Linked DNA regions of Homo sapiens: region 2 is linked to region 1. The links are chromatin loops, found by intact Hi-C in ENCODE. Cell type or tissue: PC-3. All regions are shown on one strand.

Region 1 (5,000 bases):
AGCCAACCAGGGAAAGCCAAATGTGCAGTCTAACCAGTCAAAGAGGATGCCCCACTTCTAGTTAGCCTAACTAAAGCTTCCCAATGCCAGCAGCCTCCAATAGGGCATACCCAAAGCCTTCCCTTTTTTCCACTAAAAGCTTTCCCACTCCCGCCTGCTTTTGAGTGTCTTCCCAAATGCAAGTAATGGCAGCTGGCTCCCTTGCTACAGCAAGCTCTAAATAAATAGCCTTTGGTTATTCTCATTTGGTTGATCTTCCTTTATTTCCACAAGCTTCTTTCTGCTGACTAGTCAAAAGCTGATTGCTTTCGCTTATGTTTTGGGTTTTTGTTATGGGAGAATCCCACTTCCAGGTACCAAATTCTGTTCTGGTTATCTATTACTCCACAACAAACCACCCCCAAAACTTAGTGGTGTAGACAATAGTTATCTTACTGTGCTCACAGATTCTGTGGGTCAGGAATTCAGATACAGTACAACAAGGATGGTCTATTTTTGCCCCACAATATCTAGGGTGTCAGTTGGGAAAACTGGAATGACTAGGGGCAGGAATCACCTGGCGGCTGCCCCACTCACATGTCTGTTGCCTGGGCTAGGGTGGCTTGAAGACTGGGCTCAGCTGGAGCTGGCAACCAGAAAACCTGCCACGTGGCTTTCCCATGTGGCTTGGCTCTTCACAGCATGGTGGCTGGGCCCGGTGAGGGAGTGTCCTGAGAGGCACAGCCAGGCCGTGAATGTTCTAAGAGAAAGGTGGAAGCTGACTGACCTTTCTGATTAGCTTTGGAAGTCACATTTGTTGGTTCAAGTGAGTCACTTAGACTAATATATATTCAAAAGGAGGGAATTAGATTCTGTGTCTTTTTTTCTTTTTTAATTTATTTAGTTTTGAGACAGAGTTCTCCATCACCCAGGCTGGAGTGCAGTGGCACAATCTCAGCTCACTGCAACCTCCGCTTCCCGGGTTCAAGCGATGCTTGTGCCTCAGCCTCTTGAGTAGCTGGGCTTACAGGCATGTGCCACCATGCCCAGCTAATTTTTGTATTTTTGGTAGAGATGGGGTTTCACCATGTTGGCCAGGCTGGTCCCGAACTCCTGACCTCAAGTGATCTGCCTGCTTCAGCCTCCCAAAGTGCTGGAATTACAGGCATGAGCCACCGTGCCCGGCCAGATTCTGTCTCTTGATGTGGGAGTGACAAAGTCCCTCTGCAGAACACGTGGAATGGGAGAGACTGTTGCAGTCATTTTGGTAACTATGATTTGCCACTCCAGGCCACCCTCTTCCTGAAATCCATCTATTCATTTATTCATACATTACTTATATTTACCCTGCTTTCTTTCAAAAATAATTTCAGAGCTGAGTACAGTGATGCAAATGTGTAGTCCCAGCTATGCAGGAGGCTGAGGCAGGAGGATTGCTTGAGCCCAGGAGTTTGAGACCAGCCTGGGCAATATAGTGTAGAGATGGGATCTTGCCATGTTGACCAGGCTGGTCTGGAACTCCTGGGCTACAAAAATTTTTCAAGAAATTAGTTGTGCATGGTGATATGTGCCTGTAGTTCTAGCTACTTAGGAGGCTGAGGCAGAAGGATCATTGGAGCCCAGGAATTGGAGGTTACAGTGAGCTATGATTGAGCCACTGCACTCCAGCCTGGGTGACAGACTGAAAGACCCTGTCTCTAAAAAAAAGAAGAGGAATTTGAGGAAACTTCATTGTAGTTAGAAGACGTATTGGTGGGCATGGAAGCAAAACAAAGGAAGTTGGTTGCTCTCAGGTGATAATTTCATACAGGTATTCACTTATTCATTCCGTAGGTATTTTTTAAGCATTAACAATAGGCTCACGCTGTGGTCAGCACAGATGTGAGGGGAGCAAAATTAATACAAATCCTGTTCTCATGAAGCTTAAGTCCAGTTGGCAAGGCAAACACTGTAAAATAATCACACAAATATGTAACTATGAGTGCTGCGTAGCTCACAAATGTTATGCAGTCATGGTCCAGGAATGTGCTGCATAGGAGCTTGGTCTAGTCCAAGCAGTTAGAGAAGACTTCCCTAAAACAAAGCAATATTTAAGCTAATAAATAACTCAACAATGAGTAAAAAGTAATTAAACTAGGGTGTTGCAAAGTATGTTACAGAAACTAGTGGTACACAGATATATTATTGTCATTATTCTGTATTTTATGGTTTTGCATTATTTGTGGCCAGTGAAATTGGCTTTCCATTTACGTTGGCATATAAAATTTCCTTGTAAAATAAATGTATTTAAGTTTTAAAAGCTGTCAATGTAAAAAAGATCATAAGAAAAATAATAGAGTACGCATTACACAGAAAGGGCAAACATGAAGGTGTTAGGTGTAAACCTGAAGCTTGGTAAATACTGGACTAGGCGTGTTGGAGGATGGGTTGAGGAGAGGAGTCATGGGCATAAAGGGAGCTCCTGGTGCAAAAGCCTGAAGTGGAAGAAAGACTCAGGGGTCCAACAAGCAGAAAAGGAGCCAATATGGTTTGAGCAGAAAGAAAGAGGAAGTCACTCACTGTGAGCCAGGAGAGGCCAGCAGGACCTTGATATTCAGGGACTTTAGTTCAGAACTGAAACCCCCTAAAATCAAAATGAGCAGCTGCACTTTTTTTCCCTTAAATATTGTACTTGTGGAAGCTTACTACAAAATCACTGATACTTCACTGAGTATTTCAATAGTGATTTTTTTTTTTTTTTGAGACACAGTCCTGCTCTGTTGCCCAGGTTGGAGTGCAATAGTGCAATCACAGCTCATTGCAATCTCGACCTCCTAAGCACAAGCGATCCTCCCACCTCAGCCTCCCAAGTAGCAGGGACTGCAGGCACCTGCCACAATGCCCAGCTAATTAAAAAAAAAATTTTGTAGAGATGGGATCTTGCCATGTTGACCAGGCCCATTCTGGAACTCCTGGGCTCAAGTGATCCACGCACCCTGGCCTCCCAAAGTGCTAGGATTACAGGCAAGAGCCACTGCACCCAGCCTGAATAGTAAATTTTTAATAGAACAAACTTAGGCTATATAAATAACAACAATATTAACTTGCAGTGTCTAAGAGCTAATATTCCCACAGAAAAATAGTGTTGCTCAATCTGTTTCAATTATCCTAAAAGCAATGGGACACCATTGAAGAATTTGGGAAAGAGGAGTGATAAAACCTAGTTTTTGAGTTTTTAAAAAGTGATTTCTATCAATGTATCCATGCATTTAAAAAATTGTGCAGGAATGCTAATAATAATAAGATGCAACATTCTGCTCTCCAACCTCTTTCCCACCTCCAGAGACAACCACCTTACCTTTTTTCTGTTTGTATTCTCCTGGTGGTTTCCTCCTTCTCTCCAGAAAAAAATATGCTTCTATCTCCCTTTCTTGCTTTTTCACATTTGGACACTGCAGTGCATACATCACAGGTGCTTGCTTAGATATCTTAGGCTCAGCTATCTCCCAGCCACTCAGCCTGCCCTGCCCAGGGCATCCCAGTGGTGACTGACTGAGTGTGAGCATGTGGTTCCACCGCAGGAGCCATCAGGCCACATGCCTAGATCTGGCTTCCCCAGTGGCTACCAAAGGGGCCAGGTGACACAACTCGGATGTGTGAGGGCGTTAACTGCCCCAGCCAGCAAATTTTGACCAGCAGAAGAAAGAAGACAAAGTGAGCTTGCAGATGCATTTTCTCTCCCTCCTGCCTTTGAGCGACTGTCCTAGGCACAGTATTTCCATAAAGCCTGTCCAAAGAGGTCCTTTGTGACTGAGCAGCCAGCCACCTGCTGAGAAACCGGCTCTGTTTTTTCGTGGCTCTTCATGAAGCAATGGCCAGTGCAGTCATTCATCACCTTGTACTTGCTGCCATTCCTTCCCTGCCTCTCTTCCTTTTCCCCTGGCTCTCGCAGAGCTGGGTCTGTACCTCCCGACAAAAGCGTAAGCACTTAAGCTTTGCCTCGGGCTCTGTGTTCTAGGGAAATCAGACAAAAGCAGACATTGCCAATATTATTGATGAACTCAAAGTTATGATTCATATCATCACTTCCATCTCTCTCCCATGTTAATTCATTGTTTCTAGTTCTATCAGTTATGCTTACAACCATAAGTTACAACTTTCAATTTTGTGCTTATAAGTTTACTTCATTTTCTAACCATCAGAGCCAGTCTCTTGTTTCTGATACTTTGCAAGATGAAGACATTGGTGTCCTTTCCCTTCTTTTCACCTCTCCTTCCCTGATCACCTCCAAACCTCTGTCATCATACTGTACCATCCTTAAGGTTGAAAGCATTTACATACTGTTCTGTAATCATAATTATCTTCTGTTATTTTCCTAAGTGCTGATTCTAAATTTGAAAATCAATATGCAGTGTCAATCACTATGATGACTACCCATTGAACAGTGAATGTTTATTAAGAGTTTGCTATGTTTTGGGCACAGTTCTCTAGGCTCTAGGGATAGAACAGGGAATAAAAAGGACAGAAATCCTTGCCTTCACAGAGCTTTCATTTCAGTGGGGAGACAAACAAAAAACAGATATGTAAACTATAGAGCATGCTGGGTAATGGAAAGTACTAAGAGGGGAATAAGACAAGGAAGAAGAATAAGAGTCGATCAAAGGAGCTGAAATTTTAGGTAGGCTGGGCAGGGAAGGCTGCTCTGAGAAGGTAACTTAAGGAAGTGAGAGATCAAGACAAGCAGCCATCTGCTGGAACAGCATTCCAGGCAAAGGGAACAGCAAGTACAATGGCCCTAAGACAGGAGTGTGCTTACTGTATTCAAGCAACAGCAAGGAAGCTCATGTGGCTAGAGAAGATTGACCAAGGGGGATAGTAGAGGGGAATAAAGACAGAGAAGTCATGGGGAGCAGATCATGGAGGGCCTTAGAAGTCAAAGCAAGGACTTTGGCTTTTACTATAGCAGAGGCAGATAACCTTGAGAGGGTTTGAGCAGTGGATGGACAGGATCCAACGTACACGTGAACATGACCCACTCTGGA
Region 2 (5,000 bases), 370 kb before region 1:
CTATTGAGGGACCCCTGGTCCTTTTGTTCATTCTTTCTTTTCAATGAGCATTTCCTGGTAGTCAGATGACGCTTCAACAATTAACACAGGAAGAAAGCCAAAACAAAAATGTGGGGAGGGTGACGGATGGGTGGGATGAATATTATGTGAGGAAACAAGAAATTTCTCTCCCCATGTTTGGGAAATACTTCAATACTGATATGCCTATTTGGTGATGAGAAACAGACATAATGTGACTTATTAAGAAATCAGTAAGCAGGCTTAGCTTCAGATCCAGCAGTTCCTGGACTCCCATCCTACCCGTTCCCTCTGAGGTTCCTGGGGGTGTGCACAACTACCGGGTGCATCTTCAGTAGGAACTCTCAGAGGACATAGGGGCTATGTTTATCTTAGGAGTTTTTATACACTATTCCTAATGCTAGGAGGACTGGGCCATACACCTATGTTACTGACAGTATAACTACCTCTTGGGTTCCCTCTTTTTTCAGGAAACATGGTTATTAGCATTTTTGCATAATATCTAAGCATATTAACTTTGATAGTTACATATAGAGATGAATATACAAGGAATCAAGGGAAGATTGCTGATGTAAAGACATGAACACAGTCTTCTTAAAGCATATGCACTGATTTTTTATTTTTCACAGAAAAATAATAGATTATACAAAAAGCCCTGAACCTATAAAAGTCAAATGATGTATTTCTTCCCATGGCAAGGCAGAGGTGGTATTTATAGTCCTGCAAGCAGCTGAATGGAGATAATTTAGGTTCCGTTGGCTTTTCTGGCTGAAAGCTCCAGTTCCAATAGATAGGGAATCCCCTGAATCAATTATAAAATGGAGTAACTGGGAGATTTACCGAATATCTTTTCAGGACTAGAAGGTAAGGGATATGAAAGTGTTTTGAACTGAAAACTGCAGAAACCAAAGCTTTTTTGTAAATTTAACTTTTGAGGATTGTTTCAAGAACTCTGCTTAAGTGTTTTGAAAAGATGTTCAAGGTGAGGCTGAAGTTTTTTAACATTTGTCAGTGAATTTCATTAAAAATACGTTGTATGTTAGATGCTGCTGGCATTCCACTGTTGAGAAAACTAAAGACGTTTATTTCATGGATTGGGCAGAATGGCATCCATTTATCCTAAGCCTCCAATGTGGGCTTAAGGACAAGTGGCTTAAAAGGGTAGATGTTAAAATTTCTTCCTCTCGCCAAGGGCAGGTACGCAGAATAGAAATGTGATGGCAGTTGGAGGGATATTCGTCAGATTCAATTTCACTAGAAATTTCCCTGTATCCAAATCATCTTGAATAACACAGAAGGTGCAGCAAAATGTACTGAATCATTGCTTTGAAAAGGATTTTGAATCTAAAACAGAAAGTAGTTATGCCGGTATGATTTTAACCAATTAACCACAGAAGAGTTTAAATGCAACCCAATTTTTATCATTTCGAATGGACTTTTTGTTCCCTGTTTGTATAATTCTATTCCAATTCATCTGAATTATATTGTACTCACTTCCTGTTCTGTGGTTTTTCTGGTTCTTCAGAAGACATTAGAAATCAAGCGCCAGCGTTTCTGTGAAGGTTTCTTTATGATTAGTTTTTTTCCTTTTAACACCTAGATGCCTTTTCCCTGCCGGTAAACAAGGGGCATTTCATATATTAGGATTTAATTGAGGTGATAGTATTTAATTCTACGTATTTCTAAAAGAAAGTATACATACAAATCAACTTGACTCCACTGAAAATATTTTTCTCTAATGAAAATGCGGATAGAAAATTGAGCAGTCTATATTTTTAGTGTTTTGAGTACTTCAAGTTGATGGTACAAATTGTGTTTTCAACTTTGCTTAAAACAAACGAAGACAGATTTCTGATGTTTTAATTAATTCAACTAATAGAGAATTACTATTTTTCTGTTTTCTGGTACATATTAATTAAAGAGAGAGCTGTGTATCATTAACCAATGATCAGGTTTTATAAATGAGCTTTTACCTTCTCTCCATCTCCCATATTCATAGGGGAACAGGGTGTCTAAGATTGTACTTTGGATTGTTTGTTGGTTTTTGCAAACAGGTGTCTTATTAAGGATTTTGAAAGGCGACCTTCCGTCACACATCTCCTTGACCACCCATTTATTAAAGGAGTACATGGAAAAGTTCTGTTTCTGCAAAAACAGCTGGCCAAGGTTCTCCAAGACCAGAAGCATCAAAATCCTGTTGCTAAAACCAGGTACTGTACTCTCTTTCTTCTTTCTCCCTGTGGTTGTTTATAAAAATGTCATGTCATGTGTTTTGATTTGCCCAGCATTATTACTGGTAGTTATTACATTCCTGCATTTTTAAGAGTTTTATTTACATGACATTAAGTACTCCATGCCCAGTGGATGAGAGCAGGAGAACTTCAGAAACAAACTGCCCATTTGTGCTCTTATGGCCAATTTCTCTCAAGTGGCTGAAATCTTACTCTGCCCTGGTGTTCAGTTAGCTTTAGTTAAAAAATCAACAAATATATATATTTACATTTAACAGAAATTTGGATTTTTTTTTTTTTTTTTTACCAATAGAGGTAACCGTATGAAAGCAACCATGGCTGACATTGTGTGAAACACCTTTACTTGGCCATTGTAGACTGAAGAGCAGTAATGCAGGCTGTAAAGTGATTTTGGAAAGATTATGAGCTAAACACCGAAGGCTGTTTCTCTAATGTGCTCTGAGACCATTTTCTCTTTAGTTTCAAACTCTTTAGAGTCGATTTGGTATTTTTAAGTAACATTTTTCAGGTATTTCTTATGCTATCTAAAGCAACTGTGATTCCTACCCTACCTCATCCTCTTTTTTTTTAGAAGGTAGATTTTTATACAAATGTTTATTTTCAGGGGCAAGTGCTTTAAACAGTATTCCCTGGTAAATCTCTAAGAAATAGATCTTCAATTTCTGTCCAGAGGGTGGCAGAATTTCTCTTTAAAAAAAATTAAATGCAAATAAACCTGCTTCCTATGCTCAGCAATTATTTGGTTTTATGAAACCATCCAGGATGTAGATAAGCTCCAGTCCATTATTATTAAAAGAACATTGGAAGTACTGGAGGTGAAGAAAATAAAATATCATAAGTTACAAGTTCTGGAAATATTCATGTATTCTGCAGAAAACTGTTTACTAATCAAAAAGCCAAACATTGGCATCCAAACTCTTGGAGCTGGAGGCGTAGTATCAAGGTGACTATATTTTGCTGATTTTTCTCCACCAGGTTCCCTTTTGGATAGCTCAGAGGGGATTTTTTTTCCTACTTGTTTCCTTTTTCCACTGCCTTTTCTGTTTCTATGGCCTCCCTACAGAGTAGAGAAATGCAGAGAAATTCTTGTGACTTGGGGTCTTTTTGAAGCAGCAGGAACTTGTGTTTAAGCCCCAGGGAGCTGAAATCTCTTTTCTTCCTTGTTTTGGTTCCTATACACCAGCCACCACCCCTACCACCCACCTACACACACACACACACACACACACACACACACACACACACACACACACACAGCACCACCACCACCAAAAATGAAGACGAAGTAAAAGAAAATACAAACCAAGCAAAAAACAAACCCAACATCTAAAGGGTATGAGTCAAATCCAGCATCTCCTCCTTGTCTCCCTGTTCTAGGATTTGCCATGGAATGATTTCTAAGACTTCATTTGCCAAGCTATCTGGATTTTCATATTTGCCTGACTTTGCCTGTCCAGATCTATGCTCTCTCTCTCTCTCTCTTTTTTTTTCTTTTTTTTTCAAAAAGAAAAAGAACAGGCCAGGTGCGGTGGCTCACGCCTGTAATCCCAGCACTTTGGGAGGCCGAGGTGGATGAATCACAAGGTCAGGAGTTTGAGAACAGCCTGGCCAACATGGTGACACCCTGTCTCTACTAAAAATACAGAAAATTAGCTGGGCATAGTGGCAGGCACCTGTAATCCCAGCTGCTCGGGAGGCTGAGGCAGGAGAATTGCTTAAACCTGGGAGGCGGAAGTTGCAGTGAGCTGAGATCGCGCCACTGCACTCCAGCCTGGGCGACAGAGCAAGACAGTGTCTAAAAAAAAAAAAAAAAAAAAAAAACCAAAACCTTTCTTCTTTTACCATAGAAAATTGTAACACCAGCCTCTCTCATCCCCTTTCTCTAATTTCTCTTTATCTTTGTTAACTCCTTTGATGTCAGAAGCCTCATGTGGTGGCAAAGGCTTCTCACAGGGTCTTTGTAATCTTGAGTTTCACTCAGTGGTTTGTGTTTCTTTGAACTATCATTAAAAAAAAATACAACCTCACAAATAGGTATCAACACTTTAAACAGACACTTCCTTAGGATGTGGGAAAATTAATTCCAAAGGAAACACAGTGCACGTAATTGACACTTAACCTGCCACCTCTCTTGTACTATTACTTCCTCTTAGCAACTGGCAAGGAGCTGGCTACATAGATGTTTTTCAGCCCACCAGGAAAAACTCTCAAATATCATTCCATGCTGATAAATCAATATATTTAAAGCTGTGGTTTTTCAAGTTAAAGCAGAAAAAAAAAAAAACAGAAAAATTGAGGTGAGTATATAGATGATTGAGGCCTAATTACCCGCTCATCATTTTTCTGCACAGTTATGGCCACCCGGCAGGCAGTGCAATGTGGTGATTAAAACCACTGGCTTGGCAGGGTGTGGTGGCTCACACGTGTAATCCCAGCACGTTGGGAGGCTGAGATAGGAGGATCACTTGAGCCCAGGAGTTTGAGACCAGGCTGGTCACTATAGCAAGACCTCATCTCTACTAAAAAAATTAAATAAATAATAAAAAATAAAAGAAAAATTAGCCGTGCATGGTGGCACATGCCTGTAGTCCCCGGAGGCTGACATGGCAGGATCACTTGAGCCCAGGAGTTTGAGGCTGCAGCAAACTGTGATTGCACCACTGCATTCCAGCCTGGGCAACAGAGTGAGACCCTGTCTCAAAAAAAAAAAAAAAAAAAAAAAAAAACAAC

What was found. A loop is a pair of places that touch in the nucleus more often than their neighbours do. Peaks named below come from ENCODE experiments on the same cell type or tissue, not always from the same donor. Only the 100,000 strongest peaks of a DNase experiment are listed, where the experiment ranks them.
Region 2: it touches region 1 in a loop (2.3-fold over the local background); 1 of 110 quality-filtered maps calls a loop at or near these places.

What each region holds. Positions count from the first base shown.
Region 1 is chr2:170,737,316-170,742,315 of GRCh38, forward strand. The region is part of intron 1 of ERICH2-DT (ERICH2 divergent transcript); the gene reads right to left. Among named protein-coding and RNA genes, the nearest start is that of SP5, 24 kb to the left of the region's middle. In PC-3, no CTCF peak of the experiment used is centred here; a DNase peak (open chromatin) is centred at 1,906; H3K4me3 peaks cover 1,054 bases; H3K27ac peaks cover 2,794 bases.
Region 2 is chr2:170,367,150-170,372,149 of GRCh38, forward strand. MYO3B (myosin IIIB) reads left to right here. Exons shown (of 35, transcript NM_138995.5): 9 at 2,073-2,228. Among named protein-coding and RNA genes, the nearest start is that of MYO3B-AS1, 19 kb to the left of the region's middle. In PC-3, a CTCF peak has its summit at 2,948 (motif pointing right); no DNase peak of the experiment used is centred here; H3K4me3 peaks cover 465 bases.